2 separate regions of the Homo sapiens genome follow, and region 1 is linked to region 2. A link is a loop called in an ENCODE intact Hi-C map of the cell type or tissue named here. Cell type or tissue: mammary epithelial cell. All regions are shown on one strand. Each heading gives the region's core, and the rest is flanking DNA. Links, peaks and the distances in the headings are about the cores only. Region 1 has its middle 92 kb from the start of TMCC3. Region 2 has its middle 10 kb from the start of TMCC3.

The links. A loop is a pair of places that touch in the nucleus more often than their neighbours do. Peaks named below come from ENCODE experiments on the same cell type or tissue, not always from the same donor. Only the 100,000 strongest peaks of a DNase experiment are listed, where the experiment ranks them.
Region 1: it touches region 2 in a loop (3-fold over the local background); 2 of 110 quality-filtered maps call a loop at or near these places.

What each region holds. Positions count from the first base shown.
Region 1 is chr12:94,737,902-94,746,827 of GRCh38, reverse strand. No RefSeq gene overlaps it. Among named protein-coding and RNA genes, the nearest start is that of TMCC3, 92 kb to the right of the region's middle. In mammary epithelial cell, for the core only: no CTCF peak of the experiment used is centred there; a DNase peak (open chromatin) is centred at 3,447.
Region 2 is chr12:94,656,560-94,665,485 of GRCh38, reverse strand. No RefSeq gene overlaps it. Among named protein-coding and RNA genes, the nearest start is that of TMCC3, 10 kb to the right of the region's middle. In mammary epithelial cell, for the core only: no CTCF peak of the experiment used is centred there; a DNase peak (open chromatin) is centred at 4,855; H3K27ac peaks cover 518 bases.

The sequences.
Region 1 (8,926 bases), core at 264-8,263, 81 kb before region 2:
ACAAGACATTGTCCTTGACTTGAAAAAGTTCACATAGGCTCAGAAGGCTGAGGAGTAAACAAGCAGTTATAACACAGAGGGGTTCCTGCTGTGATCAGCAGGCTTGGGTACATAGAAGGGGTATGAATCTGGCCTTTGGGGTGGGGTCTTGGGAGGGATATGTTTCTAGGAAGGTCTCCATAAAGAAGTCATTCCAAGCAAAGATAGGAAAAAGAAAAAGGTGGTAACTCAGAAGAGGAGTGCAGAAAGACAAGGCAGGGAAGCTTTCCAGGCACAAGAAAACAATTGCAACCTTTCCTAAAGCATATCTGAAGGTGTAGGGTGCTAATATTTTTTCCTGGAAAATAGGTATTATGGTTAAATGAGGTTAGGAAAGCGTAACAGGTTTTTGCATGTCCCAGACTTTCTTCAGCTCTTTTTTCTGCATATTATATTACCAGACTGCCTTTCTCTTGAGCTCTTGGGCCTCATGATGTTCAATTCATCTCCAGAATGTCATTAAATCCTGTGACACAGACAAATCCAATTGTTTAAGTTTTTAATTGAAACATATTATTAGCCCTCCTTTTCCTCACTATTACTTTTTATCACATTTTGGAGCAGATTTTGAGTATGGAGTAAGAGAAGGCGTAATTCTGAGGATGTTTTCTAGAAACTGACTCTGTTACCTTCGTTTGGTTCATTGTAGAAGGAATGCTGTGAAGAAATGCAGTGGGAAGGATAAAAAGGTAAATCGGTTTAAAAATCTTTAGTAAATATGAATTTGATATAGTTTTTAGTAATCCTGGAGGTTCTTTTTAACACATCTGCAAGGTCGTAGAGTATACTTGGTCAGTGGAGAGTTGGCTTAATGCAGTATAAGGGCGGCATACAAACAGGTTTGAAGTTGCTTGCTAAGAGAATCCAGGAAAATAAGTTATCTCTTTAAGTTTGTTCCACCTGAGTGAGCCAACGCCATCATGCTCATGTCCAGTGGAGTCATTAGCAGCGCCTTAAAGAAGAGAAGCAGGAGTGCCAGGAACTGCCTGGCTCCTGCTCACCCTGGATTTGCCAGGATTCCTGCCTTCTGCCCTCCCTGCGGGTCAGCCCCGTTCAGCTCCATTGCCATATGCACTGAGTAACTTTTCATCCTCTGCAGTCTCCTCATTGCCTTTCTCAGGCAGCAATTCATAGCTTATGTTGGCTTTTCTCTCCTTATTTTCAAAGCTTTCTCTGGGTGGAAAAAGCAGGATATTTGGAGTCAGTCTGGGTTTGAATCCTGACTTACCAGCTAGGAAATTTTACTTAAAAGTGGGGATCATGAACAAGTCTATAAATTTTTGTGTGATGAAGTCTTGTTTCCTGTGAAGCTGTTTATTTTCCACCATTAACGAAGGATGTTGTGTAGTCTCGGTGCATCTAGGAGGACAAAACTGGGAGTCTTGGGGATAAAGTTAAAATGAATTTAAAGCTAAAGTTCAATTGGGGCTCTGTTTGTTTTTTTAAATTGTGGCCGGAAATTAGCCTCTTTGAGGTTTTTCCAGATTTATTTTCATGAACAAGTTAAATTTCAAATTGTCAATATTCAAGAAAACATGACAATGTTGTTGTTTAATAATAATAAAAATAAAATGACTCCAAAAAAATGGGGATCACTAATAACCTTGTCCTAAGACTACTGAGTTTGAGATATTATAAGTGCAAAATGGTGCATCTGTAGCTGCTTTAAGCCTTCATTAGCTCCCCTTTGCCCATGGAATAAAATCCAAGCCCTCTTAGATTAAAACTCGGGGTCCTCAGTCCCTCCCCTTGTCTTCCTTCCCACCCCCATTACCTCCCGCCCAATACCCCGGCTCCAGGCCACCTCTCACCTCCCTGCATCTGCTTTACACCGGCCCTTTGCTCAGCTAAAGGGTTGTTCGTTGTTTAAGACTCAACTGAGCAAAAGAAGCCGGGACAAAAGTGTACATCAGAAGATTCTGTTTTTATGAAGTCCAAGAACACACAAAACTAATCTGTAATGAAAGAATTCAGAAATCGGAGAAGGGGGAGGGATTGATAGGAAAGGGATATGCTGGAACTTTCTGGGGGTGATGGAAGTGTTTTAAACCTTGTTTTTGATGGTGGCTACACAAACATATGCAGTTGTTGAAACTTATGAAACTGAATACTTAACATCTGTGCATTTTGTTGTATATTAATAATACCTTTCAAAAAATAAGTCATGTACATAATCTTCTCCAGAAAGCTTTCCCAGGTGAAATTTAGCCTCTCTTTATGTCCCCAACTCCGTGCACTCATTTCTGTCCTTGCATTTAGTACACTGCATTGTAAGTGTCTCCTTTTTATGGGTTCTGTGCTCTTTTAGTCTGTAAGTTCCTGTAAGGATTCAGACACTTGCTACCTGTGGAACCTTGGGAATGCTGCTCAACCTTAACCTGTCTATGCCTAAGTTTCCTAATCTAAAAATGGGAAAATAATAGTGTTTCCTACATGGGGTTATTTTGATGATGAAATGAGGATATGTATGAAAGGACCCAGTATGTAGTAGGCACTCAGTAATTATTAATCCTGTAACAGGGCAGAAAATGTATTCACGTTACACTTAGTGCAAAGAAAGGATAGCTTTATTTCTATAGCTAGCCCAATCCTCATTTGAGCCCCTCTTTTCTCCTAAGCAGGATAGCAGAGGAAAACTAAGTTTTATTCCAGTCTGATAACTCTGTCTCATCTAACAATTTAAACACCTAATAAATTATTTTAGTAAGTATTGATGAGAACAAAATGCATATCACTCGTTTTCTTCAGGTTCACTAAGAGCTTTCTGCAGTACATTGATTTAGAAGGTAATGCACAGTTTGAACCATTTCTGATTCCAGAAAACAAACAAACGTGAAGAAACCCTACTGTCTCTTGGCAGTTTGCAAATAGGTCATTAGTATCAACCATTATTATGCAGGAAAAAAAAAGTGAGCAAACCTTTTGACCTGAGTGTGGAAAACAAGATCTTTCCCCTGATGTTCAGTATGAAGAATGCCCACTCAAGAGCTGGGGGCCTCAGGCAGGAAGAAGATTAATCATGTAGCACCTTCCACTGTGACTTGACTATGCTGCCTATTCCAGTGGACTCCAAACAAGTGTGCAGATTAATAATTCATGCTGGCAATGACTTTGACCTCCCTGAGTCGTCTCCCTGATTAGCCAAACATTTAGTCATGGCCATAGATAAAGAGTAATTAAAAACTAAGGTCTTCTTTCTAGCCATCTCTGCACCCAACTGTAGATAGATACATCCTGGCCTCTGGCTGAATGTCCTTAGGTTGAATCCTTTTCCTTTAGCTTCACCCTACTGCATTGATTATTTCCTGTTCTGATTGCCAATCTGCAGTGACGTGTTCAAACCATGCCTGTGGGTACAGGAAGGTTACCTGGTGTGGGCTGAGAGTTGTGGTCATGGCCCTCCGCCTATCCAGATTCATTCAGATTCTGTACCAGCCTCTGAGGAGTGTGTGGGTGTCAGATAGGCCGGGTATCTTATGTGCCACAGGCTTGGACAGATCTCTGAACCTTCCTGAACCTCAGCTCCCTGGGCCTCCAAACCCAGACCAATAGTTTCTGCCCTGCCTGCCTCACAGGGGAGGAAGTGACAATACTTGGTAAATGTTTACAGTTGAAAACACATTTAAATGTAAATTGTTTTTGAAAGGGCAGATACTGTGTGATATCACTTATATAAGGTACCTGAGAGGAATAAAATTCACAGAGACAAAAAGTAGACTGGTGATTGCAGGGCCTGAGGAGATGGGCTAGAGAGTTGTTGTTTCAAGTTGTTGTTTAATGGGTACAGAATTTCAGTTTGGGATGATGGCTGTGTATCAGTGTAATACCACTGAACTGTACACTTAAAAATGGTGCACATGGGCTGGGCGCGGAGGCTCACGCCTGTAATCCCAACACTTTGAGAGGCCGAGGTGGGTGGATCACGAGGTCACGAGTTCAAGACCAGCCTGGCTAAGATGGTGAAACCCCATCTCTACTAAAAATACAAAAATGAGCTGGGCGCGGTGGCAGGCGCCTGTAATCCTAGCTACTCGGGGCAGGAGAATCGCTTGAACCCGGGCAGCAGAGGTTGAGTGAGCCGAAATCGCACTGTTGCACGCCAGCCTGGGCAATAGAGTGAGACTCCGTCTCAAAAAAAAAAAAAAAGAAAAAGAAAAAGAAAAAGGTTCACATAAGCTGGATGTGGTGGCGTGCACCTATAGTCCCAGCTACTCTGGAGGCTAGGGCAAGAGAATCGCTTATGCCTGGGAGTTCAAGGCAACATAGGGAGACCCATCCCTTTTAAAAAATGGTTTAAATTGTGGTGTATATTTTACTATAATTTTTAAAAAATGTTAGTCGTCGGCTGGGCGCGGTGGCTCACGCCTGTAATCCCAGCACTTTGGGAGGCCGAGGCGGGCGGATCACAAGGTCAGGAGATCGAGACCATCTTGGCTAACACGGTGAAACCCCGTCTCTACTAAAAATACAAAAAATTAGCCGGGCGCGGTGGCGGGCACCTGTAGTCCCAGCTACTCGGGAGGCTGAGGCAGGAGAATGGCGTGAACCTGGGAGGCGGAGCTTGCAGTGAGCCGAGATTGCGCCACTGCAATCCGGCCTGGGCTGAAGAGCGGGACTCCGTCTCAAAAAAAAAAAAAAAAAAAAATGTTAGTCGTCTTAATGTTCCCATACCTGCAAGTCTTCACAAGCTAACCCCGAATAGCATCCTTCCTGCCACTCCTGGTCCTTAGAATAGGATGCCAAACCCTCAGTCTCCTATGGCTTTCCCTCCTCTGAATGCACTGGTTGAATGGAGATGTTTGAGATGATCAAGTCTGTATTGAGCCCTGCCTTGGGTCAGGCACAGGACATACAAAGATCAATAGATGCAGTGCCTCAGGTCTGGTGTGGGATGCAGACCAGTCAACGGGGCATTTTGATACAGTGTGGGAGAGGCTGTGATGGGGTGGCCAGATTCTGTGGGAGGGCAGGAAGGCTTCCTAGGGTCCTGAAAGGCATATTGGAGTTAACCAGACCAGGAAACTGTCAGAGGCACAGCCGCTGCCTCCATTTCCCTAATGCTCCATTTACTCTCATCTCTGCCTTTGCTGGTGCTCTTCCTTTGGCTAGAATCCACCCTTTCCTTTCTTTCCCCATTAAAAACCCCCTCATCCTTAAAGTGCCAGCTGAAGTGCTGCCTCCCTTCTGGAGGCATTCCCTCCGCCCAGCTGGAATGACTCTCCCCTGCTCCTGAGCTCCCACAGCCCCCTCTTAGGTCCCCATTCAGCACATGTTTCATTCTGTCAGGTAATCCAGCTCTTTATATTTCTGTCTCTCTTGTTGGATGAATTTTGGGACTTTTATAGTTCCAAGTAAGAAAAACCAACAGGAACCAGCTGCAGCATAAAAGAGTCATTTATCAGAATACAGGGTGTCTTCCCTGGACCAAGATTGTTCCTGGCTGTCCCTGCTCATCTTTCCCCTTTCTCTGTCTGCTTCCAATCCACGTGGCAGAAGCAGGTGACATTCCACAAATTCCAGGTCTGGCCCACTTTTACCTTTCAAGAGCTCAGCCCAGGGAAGGTTTCGATGCTACTTGGGTCATTGATCACCCCTTGACCAATTAACTGTGGCTAGGGAAGCAGGATCACATGTACACACGGTGGGGGGCAAAGCCCATGTGCCTTGGGGAAGAGAATCCCTTAAGTCAGCGTGAGCTGAGTTCTGTAGCATTGAGCACTGCAGACTACTCAGCCCTTATAGCCCTCTTCCCTGGCCTTCCCACCCTGCTCCCCACTCCACCTCCCCTGTGGTTTTCTTCCTGCCTCTCTGGCCATTTCTTCATTTTCTCTCTCTCTGTCTCTGTTTTTCTCTTTTCTTTTTTTTCTTTCTTTCTCTCTCTTTCTTTTCTTTCTTTCTCTCTCTCTCTCCTTTCTTTTCTCTCTTTCTCTCTCTCCTTTCTTTCTCTCTTTCTCTCTCTTTCTTTCTTTTTTTCTTTCTTTCTTTCTTTTCTTCCTTCCTTCTGTCCTTCCTTCCTTCCTTCCTTTTCTTTTCTTTTCTCTCTCCCCTCTTTTCTTTTCTTTTTAGAAGCAGGGTCTGGCTGTGCTGCCCAGGCTGGAGTGCAGTGGTTATTCACAGGTGTGATCACTGTAGCCTTGAGCTCTTGGACTGAAGAGATCCTCCTGCCTCAGCCTCCCAAGTAGCGGGAACCATGGGCATGTGTCACCATGCCTGGCTCCAGTTTTTTCTCTGTGGATGCTGCGCCTTAATTCATCCCTGGTATTAGTATTTTCTATAGTTTCACTTATGCATCTACCCGTTTTTTCATTTTCTTTAGATGATCTCATGAAGTCCCATGACTTCAATTGCTATTTGCATTCAAATTATAGTTACTGCTTAGATCAGAGTGCCTGACCCATAGATTCTGTTATCTGGTGATCATCTCCATGAGATGTCCCAAGTGCCAAAAACTGAATGTGCCTTGTGTCTCTCACCCCTTCCTGACACTCCCATTCACCTGAGCCTCCTGCATTCCCTGCCTCTGTGGACAGCATCACCAGCCACCCCCTGTCACATCTGGGAGTCACTTTCACTGCTTCTCATTCTTTACCTGAGAAATCCAGTCTGTCACCAGACCCTTTCCCCATTACCTCCTAAACACCTCTGAAATCCATCCACTGCTGTGGCCTTAATTCAGGCCTTACTGTCTTGTACTAGACTCCTGTGCCACCTTGCAATTTGCTTTCCCATAGTGCAGCCCATTTAATCTTCCTATATAAAGAATCTGGTTATGTCAGTCCCTTGTTTAAAATCCTTCAGTGGCTCCTCATTGCTACTGGGATGAAAGTCACACTTTGATGTGCGATATACAAAAATCTCCATTGCCCACCTGCCCGTCTTCATCTCTTGCTTTCTCTACAGCCTTTGTGGCCCATTAGCAGTTTCTGAATGTGCTCTGCTCTCTTAAGATTCCTTTTCATGCTTTCTTTTCTTTTTTAAAAAATTAGGCTTTATTACTTACAAATGAAGCCTTAATATAAGAGTAAAAATGTATAGACCACTTCTCAAATTATAAAGGGAAAATAAGAGATCATTATATTCAGGGGCAATATACTTATCACTATGGTATCTGTTTAAAAAGCTGCTGTAGCAAAGACATGGAATCAGCCTAAATGCCAAGCAATGGTAGACTGGATAAAGAAAATGTGCATATACACCATGGAATACTACACGGCCGTAACAAAGAATGAGATCATGTCCTTTGCAGCAACATGGATGGGGCTGGAGGCCATTATTCTAAGCAAACTAACACAGGAACAGAAAACCAAACACTGCATATTCTCACTCACAAGTAGGAGCTAAACACTGAGTACATGTGGACACAAAGAAGGGAACAGAAGATGCCGGGTCTACTTGAGGGTGGCGGGTGGGAAGAGAGAGAGGGTTGGAAAACTACCTGTCAGGTACTATGCTTATTACCTGGGTGATGAAATAATCTATACACCAAACCCCCGTGACACACTATATACCTATATAACAAACCTGCACATGTACCCCTGAACCTAAAATAAAAGTTAAAAAAAGGGCCGGGCGCGGTGGCTCATGCCTATAATCCCAGCACTTTGGGAGGCTGAGGTGGGTGGATCACGAGGTCAAGAGTTTGAGACCATCCTGTCTAACACGGTGAAACCCCGTCTCTACTAAAAATACAAAAAGTAGTGGGCCACGTTGGTGGGCGCCTGAAATCCCAGCTATTCGGGAGGCTGAGGCGGGGGAATAGCGTGAACCCGGGAGGTGGCGGTTGCAGTGAGCCGAGATAGCGCCACTGCACTCCAGCCTGGGTGACAGAGTGAGACTCCATCTCAAAAAAAAAAAAAAAGAAACACTTCTTTATATTGATAAATTTAGGGAGTTGCTTTTCAACTCAAATTTGAATTTGATGTTAATAATTTTAAATTAAAATGCTATTTAAATACACTTGGACAGAGATAGTTTTCAAGTTGATATGCTTTTGCTAAGATAAAGAATTGTCAAAGTAGATGCAAATGTAAGAGAAAAATGATTTATTGATGGTTGAGCTGCGGAAACTTTTAAATATGTTTCAAACAATTTAGGTATGTGAAACTACTCTTATAAATATAAGTTTTATGAAATCTAATGTATCTCAAGTATGTCTAGTAAAAATTTAGCTCTTGAAATAAGATGTTTTATAAGTATAAAACACACACTGAATTCTGAAGGCTTTGAAAGCCTTCAAAGAAATGGAAACTATCTCATTAGTAATTTTTCTAATACTTACATGTTGAAATGGTAATTTGGATATAATGGATTCCTATTTATTAAATTTACTCAAGATATCATATAAGTAACCACTGCTATTAAATTAAAATATTACTTTGTCCTGTAAACCTTGTACCTAATGCAGCAGGTAATCATTATTACTTCAGTGTAAGTTACCATAATTTTTCATCCATGCTGGCTGCCTGGTGAGATACTCTTCTATGGACCAATCACCAGTGCTTTGCTCTGTTTAGCAGCAAACTTTCATAAGGTATTCAAAGATGAAAGTGAGCAAAAAGTGTAGTTTTGTACCACAGCATGAAAATTTGAGGTTGCCAAAGTCTTAAATAATGATTTTTAAAAATTATCCAGTTAGCAAAAGTACTTAAACAGGCTGGGTGTGGTAGATCATGCCTGTAATCCCACTTTGGGAGGCCAAGGCGGGTGGATTGACTGAGCCCAGGATTTCAAGACCAGCCTGGGCAACATAGCAAGACCTCATCTCTATAAAAACTATAAAAAATTAGCCGGGCACTGTAGCATGCACCTATAGTTCCAGCTACTCGGGAGGCTGAGGAGGGAGGATCTTTTGAGCCTGGGAGGCAGAGGTTGCAGTGAGCTGAGATTG
Region 2 (8,926 bases), core at 201-8,200:
ATTTACTGGCTCTGTGCAAAGTCCTATAGAGATGCTATAGGAAGACACAGAAGAAATGGAGAAAGATGTTTCTCTTACTCTTCAGTAGCAAAATATTTTGGACTTCTGTTGACCATTTTGCCCTGAATATTTTCCGGGGGTGGGGTGGGACAGAAGATATCGACATTTGTGATACTTTGCATGGGGCATTTTGTTAGGCTCTGTAGCAGTCAGTATTAGGTTTGATACACATAACAGAAAAACCCTACTTTGCAAAATGAGTTAAGATAACAGGCTCCCTGTTAGCATTTTCACATGGAACATTTGATTTTTGGCAACAAATGACTGACCTTAATTGTGAAATAACTGTACAACAATTTCTTTATCCATTCTGTTGTGGAATGACAATTGGGTTGTTTCTAGATAGGGACTGTTACCACTGTGAATGTTCTTGTACGTGTGTCCTGGTTGATGTGTGGCCTCCGGGATAGATATATACTGAGGAATGGAGTGGCTGGGCATGAGGGTTCCTGCTACTCCAGATCATTACCAGCACTAAGTATCATAATACTTTTCTATTTTTGTCAGTCTTGTAGAGTTATACTGATTTTTTATTATAATTTTTTTTTTTTTTTTTGAGACAGAGTCTCGCTCTGTCACCCAGGCTAGAGTGCAGTGGTGCAATCTCCTCTCACTGCAAGCTCCGCCTCCCAGGTTCACGCCATTCTCCTGCCTCAGCCTCCCAAGTAGCTGGGACTACAGGTGCCTGCCACCATGCCCGACTAATTTTTTTGTATTTTTAGTAGAGATGGGGTTTCACCATGTTAGCTGGGATGGTCTCGATCTCCTGAGCTTGTGATCCGCCCACCGCAGTCTCCCAAAGTGCTGGGATTACAGGCGTGAGCCACCATGCCCGGCCTGTTATAATTTTTATAATATCATTACAGAAACATTTCTTCATATGATTACATATTCTTCCTAAGTATAATTGTCAATAGCTGCACTGCATTTTTTATGAATATATCATAATTTATATAATCAGTCCATGATTTTTCATAATAAATAATCCTTTGAATTGTTTTAATTTTTTCAGAATGACAAAATGTGTGATGTTTGTGTGTAAAAGTTTTTCTGTATTTTCCTGTATTATTTCTTTTCTTTTTTTTGAGACAGAGTCTTGCCCTGTTTGCCAGGCTGGACAGCAGTGGCACAATCTCGGCTCACTGCAACCTCCGCCCCTCCAGGTATTAAGCAATTCTCTGCCTCAGCCTCCAGAGTAGCTGGGTTATAGGTGCGTGCCACCAGGCCTGGCTAATTTTCTGTATTTTTAGTAGAGACGGGGTTATACCATCTTGGCCAGGCTGGTCTTGAACTCCTGACCTCGTGATCCACCTGCCTCGGCCTCCCAAAGTGCTGGGATTACAGGCGTGAGCCACCACACCCAGCCTATTATTTCTTTAGCATAGCTTCCTAGAAGTAGAATATTTTGGTCAAAGTGTACCAGCAAAAAGACTCTGTGTATTCTACATGGGAGCTACGGCCTTGGGAATGAAAGGAGCTGGAGGTTAGTGTAAAAGGAGGAAGTGTGCCCTTGTCACTTGTGCAAGTTTGCAGACTCTGCAGTGGTAGGAACAGCACAAGCAGAGGCAGAGAGGGAGGGATGGCCGGGGTCCAGAGCTTGTCCACAGGCTCCTACTTTCATCCTAATCCTATTCACAAAATTTGTGATGATGACATACGGCATCAAAATGCATCCTCCACCTTACTAGGACACTTTCCAGGATAACAGCATACATCCTTACTGAAGTCTTACTGGTAAGGAGAAAGAGATACCACGTGAAGACAGACTTTAGGTTTTGTTTTGTTTGTGCAGACATTTATCGAGCTCTTATTTATAAGTGCTTTACATATATTACATCATTTAATCCTCAACAACAGTATGAGGTGGGTACTATTGTTATCCTTAGCTTATGAATGTGAGAACCAAGGCTTTAGAGCTCGTAAGGAGCAGCGCCAAGATGTGAATCCAAGCAGTCTGCCTCCAGTACACCATACCGCCTCCCTGTAACAGCACAAGATCATTTACAATTGAATGTTTATGTGAGTGATTTAAGCAACAGATACTGTCAGAATTCAGAGAAGGGAGAGAGATAACAGTGTGGACTGGAGTGGACAAGGAAGGCTTCAGCAAGCAGCATCCTCTTTTGAAAGGACTGTGACTTGGACTGTTTAAAAACAACATCACATCAGATTTTTCTGGCAGTTTCATTTCCCACTTTCCTTATCCTGCAAAGTGAGTTGATAAAATGCAAAGTGAATTCACGGACGATATGTTCCTGGAGTGTAGCTAGCTCATCCTTCAGATTCAGTATGTGCTTAATGAAAGACAATTCTCCTGGGCTAGCCGTGCATAGAATGGAGTCAGCTAGAGATCCCCAGAGAACTGCTTTCTCTGTGGTTGTGTGAAGTAGGAACCCAAGCATCACAAGTCCAGTTACAGGTTTAACTGAATGGAACATTTCGTGCCTAGTAAAAAGTAAGGCATTTTTATCTATGTTTGTTTTCTAACCCTGTTGTAGACTTCTGGAAAACTGCAGTAGCAAATAGCCAGTAGTCATACACGATAATCAGAGAGTGAAACTCTTTCCAAGTGGTAGAGTCAAGAGGTTAGAAATAGCAAACCACTTATATTATAATCTGTGTGTGCATGATATAAAGTAAAGACTCAAACCAATATAGGAATCATAAAACATGGAGCAAAGCAAAGCACATGAATTTGCAAAATTTCCTTTTCTTTTTTTTTTTTTTGAGATAGAGTCTCGCTCTGTCGCCCAGGCTGGAGTGCAGTGGCATGATCTCGGCCCACTGCAACCTCTGCCTCCAGGGTTCAAGCAATTCTCATGCCTGAGCTACCCAAATAGCTGGGATTACAGGTGTGCATCACTACACTCAGCTAATTTTTATATTTTTTGTAGATACAGGGTTTTGCCATGTTGGCCAGGCTGGTCTCAAACTCCTGGCCCCATGTAATCCACATGCCACAGCCCTCCAAAGTGCTGGGACTACAGGTGTGTGCCACCATGCCTGGCTAATTTTTGTGTTTTTGTAGAGACAGGGTTTCACCATGTTGGCTGGGCTGATCTCAAACTCCTGACCTCAAGTGATCCGCCCGCCTCCACCTCTCAAAGGAATTTGCAAAATTCTCTACTCAAACTTGCTATGTAACCTTTTACTAAACAACTCATATAATGAATTGTTTTGAACCTGAACCAAATCTATGAACGTTAATATGTTCTTCCAACCAAATCAGGACTTAATTATCCATTATTTATTCCATAAAAACCTTGTAGAATCACTGCTTTGTGCCAGGTGCTTTGCTCCACACTGATGGGCCAAGGATAATGGACATTGCCGTTGGCCCTGAACTTGTGTGGTTGAGACACAGCATGCACTGTGGCCAGGTACTGACATGTGTGGTCATATTAATGAGCACCACCTACAGTCTTTGTTTGCCCTCAGTTTCCACAGCTGGTCAACTCCTCTGGTGCAGCAAAGGGCCATAACCTGGTAGAATATTCTGTGAACAACTTCTTCAGAGAAAAAGTTCACTCCTGCTTGTGTTGTTCCCCTCCTCCCAAAACCCAGTTTTTTCTGTGAAAATGACTACAGTTGCATCTAAATTTAATTTAATTTTTTTTTTTGATGCAGAGTCTCTGTCACCTAGACTGGTGTGCAGTGGCACGATCTCAGCTCACTGCTACCTCCACCTCGTGGGTTCAAGCAGGTCTCCTTCCTCAGACTCCTGAGTAGCTGGGATTACAGGCACCCACCACCACGCCTGGCTAGTTTTTGTCTTTTTAGTAGAGACAAAGTTTTGCCATGTTGGCCAGGCTGTTCTCGAACTCCTGGCCTCAACTGATCTGCCCATCTTGGCTTCCCAAAGTGGTGGGATTACAGGCGTGCGCCACCATGCCTGGCCTTAAAACACATTTTTAAGTAAACTTTTAATTTTGAGATTGTTGTAGATTCACATGCACTTGTAAGGAATACTTCTGAGGAACTCTGTACACTTTACCTGTCCCCCAGTGGTAGTATCTGTGTCTCCCATGGTAGTATCTTGTCAAACTTCAGTACAAATATCACATTAACATTGGTGCAATCCATCAATCTCATTCAGATTTCCCCAGTACTTGTTTGCGTGTGTGCATGTGTGTATTTAGTCCTGTGCAATTCTATCCACCACCACTCTCAAGATACAGAACAGTTCCATCCCCACAGGATCCTTGGTGCTGCCTTTTTATAAACACACCCACCTCCCTCCTGCAACTACCCCCTCCCGTTCCTAGAGCCTGGTACCCACTCATCTCTTCTCCTTTTCTATAGTTTTATCATTTCAAGAATGCTATGTAAGTGGGGCCGGGTGCGGTGGCTCATGCCTGTAATCCCAGCACTTTGGGAGGCCGAGGTGGGCAGATCACTTGAGGTCAGGAGTTTGAGACTAGCCTGGCCAACATGGTGAAACCCTGTCTCTACTAAAAATACAACAATTAGCTGGGTGTGATGGCAGGCACCTGCAATCCCAGCTATTTGGGAAGCTGAGGCAGGAGAATTGGGAGGCGGAGGTTGCAGTGAGCTGAGATTGTGCCACTGCACCCCAGCCTGGGAGAAAGAGCGAGACTTCATCTCAAAAAAAAAAAGGATGCATATCAAATAGTTTGTTCCTTTTTATTGTTGAGTCATATTCCATGGTATGGATGTACCACAGTTGTTTAACCATTCACATGTTGAAGGACATGGTGCTGCTACCAGGTTTTGGCAATTACGAATAAAGCTGCTATGAATATTTGTGTATAGGTTTCTGTTTGAACATGTTTTCTTTCTGGGATAAATGCCTGAGAGTGCAGTTGCTGGGTCAGATGGGAGATTTGCATGTTTTAGTTTTATAAAAAACTGTCAAACTGCTTTCCAGAGAGGCTGAACCATTTTACATTCCTACCAGCAATGTATGATTTATGTAGTTTCTCCACATCCTTGCCAGCAATATGTGTTATAACTCGTTTTTATTGTAGCCATTCTGATAAGTGAGCAGTAACATCTCATTGTGGTTTTAATTTGCATTTCCCTAATAGCTAATGACATTTAACATCTTTTCATGTGTTTATTTGCCATTAGTATATTCTCTTCAGTGAAATGTCTGTTCCTATGTTTTGCTCATTTTTAAATTGGATTTATTTTTATTTTTATTGTTATTTGAGATGGAGTCTTGCTCTGTCTCCCAGGCTGGAGTACAGTGCCGCCATCTCGGCTCACTGCAATCTCCGCCTCCCGGGTTCAAGTGATTCTCCTGCCTAGGCCTCGCAAGCAGCTGAGATTACAGGCACCCGCCACCACGCCCCACTAATTTTTTTTGTATTTTTAGTAGAGACGGGGCTTCACCATATGGGCCAGGCTGATTTTGAACTCCTGATCTCAAGTGATCTGCCACCTTGGCCTCCCAAAGTGCTAGGATTGCACATATGAGCCACTGCGCCGGGCCAAGGATTGTTTATTTTTTACTATAGAGTTTTGAGAATTCTTTATACATTCTAGGTACTCATCACTTGTTATATGTTTGGTTTTGTAAATATTTTCTTCCCATCTGTATCTTGTCTTTTTATCCTCTTATCAGAGTTTTTTGAGAAGCAAAAGCGTTTACTTTTGATGAAGTAAAATACATTTTTGTACTTCTTTATGTAGCCTCAAGTCTGCAGGCAAGGCACATGTTGAAGACCATCTCCCAGGACACTTGAAGGCAGCCTGGAGAATTTTCTCATTGCTCTTGAGAAATCAATAGCATGGAATTGTTGCATTTGCTAAAAAAAGGAATATTCAAAGGCAAGTTCCCTAGCCTGCAGAGTTTCAATTGAGTCTGTCTACTTTCCTGTTTTTAATCAAAATCTTGCCAAGTGGAAGTTTCGGGCTTCTGTGCCAGATAATTGCTAATACTAAATAAGTAGCAGTGATTGTTTATTTGCAGTCACATAGAACATGGTATGTTAGAAATTAAATGTAGATGTTAAGAGTGTGGTCATTTTTAGTTGGCTATAAACCAGGTAGTTAGAATTAGAGATCCATGTTTGCATCAGGCCAGAAAGCTGCTGATCCGCAACATAAGCATTTCTATCTATCTATCTGTAATATAGATATGTAGAGCTGATCAGCATGTGTTCACCTCAAGCTAGAAGAATACATTTTAAAAACCTGATTTATTCTTCCTTTTGCTCTGTTCTTATATCCTTGCAGAGGGAAGCTTGTTGTACTTTTTGTCTTATGACTCTTTCCCCCAAAGGGAACACTTCCCTGCACTATTAAATCAAACTGGAATATGAAAAGAAATACATTTTCCTTTCCTTTACAAGAGGCTTGTACTTTTGTTTTCAACATCTGGCTTTCCTTGTCTCTCCTTCTCCCTGCTGTGATGACCATAGGACTGAAACATCTAAGGAAGTGAGCTGCATGAGGAGACCACCTCCTTCCTTTGTCCTACTACCATGCCAAGCACATAACTATCCTGGCATCTACAGCAACGTTTTTGGAGGTGTCTGCCTCACTGTCTAGATGGGCTGTCCCTTCTGGATGTCTTACTCATTTCTATATTCTCAGCACCAAGAGCAGAGGCTGTCACACCAAAGGTGCTCAATAAATGACGGGAGAATTCACAAATGTCATTAACTACTTAGTAGCTGAAAATTGGTAACATCCATCATTCAGTGAATTTTCATCCTTTCCTATTACCCATTCCAACCCCTTAGGAACAGACACTAGTTTTTGCTTATGTCGGAGTCATTTTTTAAAACCCCAATGCCTAGGAAATAAGTAGACATTTAATAATGTTGATCTCATTCACTCAGCAAACATTTATTGAATACTATGTTAAGAACTGTCCAGAATACCTACATGTACCTGGAAAGTACAGTCCTTTCCTTCAGGTAACCTATACTCTAGTGTGTGTAGGGGGGAAGCATAGAAATTATCACATGAAATATTTAAAGAATATAATGTATTATAACCTTTGTATTGAAATAATTAGTCCAGACTGTAAATAGTTGAGCAGTTCACAGGTAATCTGGTGTGGACTGACCACAGAAGACTCAAGCTAGTGGCCTGAGAAAACTCTAGAGTCCTTGGTGCCCCCACTAGAATCCTCTGTTGATTCTCCCTTTATTTGTGCTGTTCAAAGTTCTTGCCTTCTCTTGAAATGCTGCCCTTTTCCTTGTCTTCTTTCTGCCCATACCCTGCATTGAATGTTGCATCAGACAGGATTCTTTGGGTTGCAGGAGTCAGAAACCCCATCTCTAACGGGCTTGAGCAAAAAGAGGAATCCATTGCTTCATATCACTGAAAAGGTGGTCTAGGCAAGGCTGGTGTGGTGGATTGGCTGCCAAAATGGCAGTCAGCAATTTCTCCCATCTATGTGCACATCACTCCTTCCCTCAACAGGTAGACCCCGTTTCTCCTCCCCTGGAGTCTGAGCTGGACTTTTGACTTGCCTTGACCAGTAGAATGTGATGGAAGTGATAATCTGCCAGTTCTAGGCTAGGCCTTAGGAGATTTGGCAGCTTTTGTTTTTGCTGTGTTAGAAGGCAGCCACCATGTAAAAAAATCCAACTACCCTGATGGAGAGATGAGAGACTATAAAAAAAAGTATTTAAAAAAGTATAAACAGGCCGGCTACAGTGGCTCATGCCTATAATCCCAGCTTTGGGAGGCTGAGGTGGGAGAGGCCAGGAGTTAAGATCAGCCTAGGCACACAGCAAGACCCTGTCGCTACAAAAAATAGACAGGCGTGCTGATGCACCTGTAGTCCCAGCTACTCAGGAGAATGAGGTGGCAGGATAGCTTGAATCTGGGTGTTTGAGGCTGCCGTGAGCTATGGTCATGCCATCACACTCCAGCCCAGGTGACAGAGTAAGATAAAAAGTTTTTTAAAAAACTATAAACATATAAAAATAAAGACAGAGGCCCGGCCAGCCCCCACCATTCCAGCCACCCTAAGTCTTATAGGTGCTGACACGTTGTTTGTAGAAAAATCAACTCAAACTATGTTTTTCCTCTGTTCTCACACTACAAAAACAATAAACACAGAAGACTTCTGTGACCAAATATGGGAGAGGGGTTTCCCCACACACCAAGCAAGCAATCAGTTCTGGACACCAGCTGGGTGTCCTCCACCTCTACCTGGAGATAGCGTCAGACCCCACAGTTTGAAGGCAGAGTCCCCAAGACTGCCCTTCAAATGCCAGTCACAAGCCCAGGCCTTCAGAACTTCGGGCCAACCGGCTTCATGTTGGGGTTCCCATGACCCCCTCTTTGGGTTTGATTAATTTGCTAGAGCAGCACACAGAACTCAGGGAACCTTATATTTTACATTTACCGGTTTAGTATAAAGGATATCAGAAAGGATACAGATGAAGAGATGCATGGGACGAGGTAGGGGAAGGAGCGCAGGGCTTCTGTGTCTTCCCTGAGTACACCACCCTCCATAGATGTCCAGCTATCCAGAAGCCCCCTGAACCCTGTACTCTTCGGCCTTTTATGGAGACGTCACTGGGTGGGCATGATTGACAACCATGTAGAAATGTGACTGGACAAAAGGGTATATGATCTAGTACTAAGAGACTGAGTGGCGAGACCCAGCAAGGCCTGTCTGTTCAGATTCTTCTTGGCTTCTCTGTGCAGCATTCTTTCCTCCAGGGTATGGAGCAGGACCCCTTCTAAAATGAACCTTATGTCCTACAGTCAGACAAGGTAGGTCAGAGAATTTCTTCATGGCCAGCTGCATGACAGAAAGGCGGGGGAAGATTCCTTCCTTCAGGAGAGAAAAGAGCAGCTGGAACAAGGGTAGGATAAGGCTTCTGAGGCTGGCTTCTGGGATCTAAAGTGCCCCAAAATCATGACAAGAGACTAT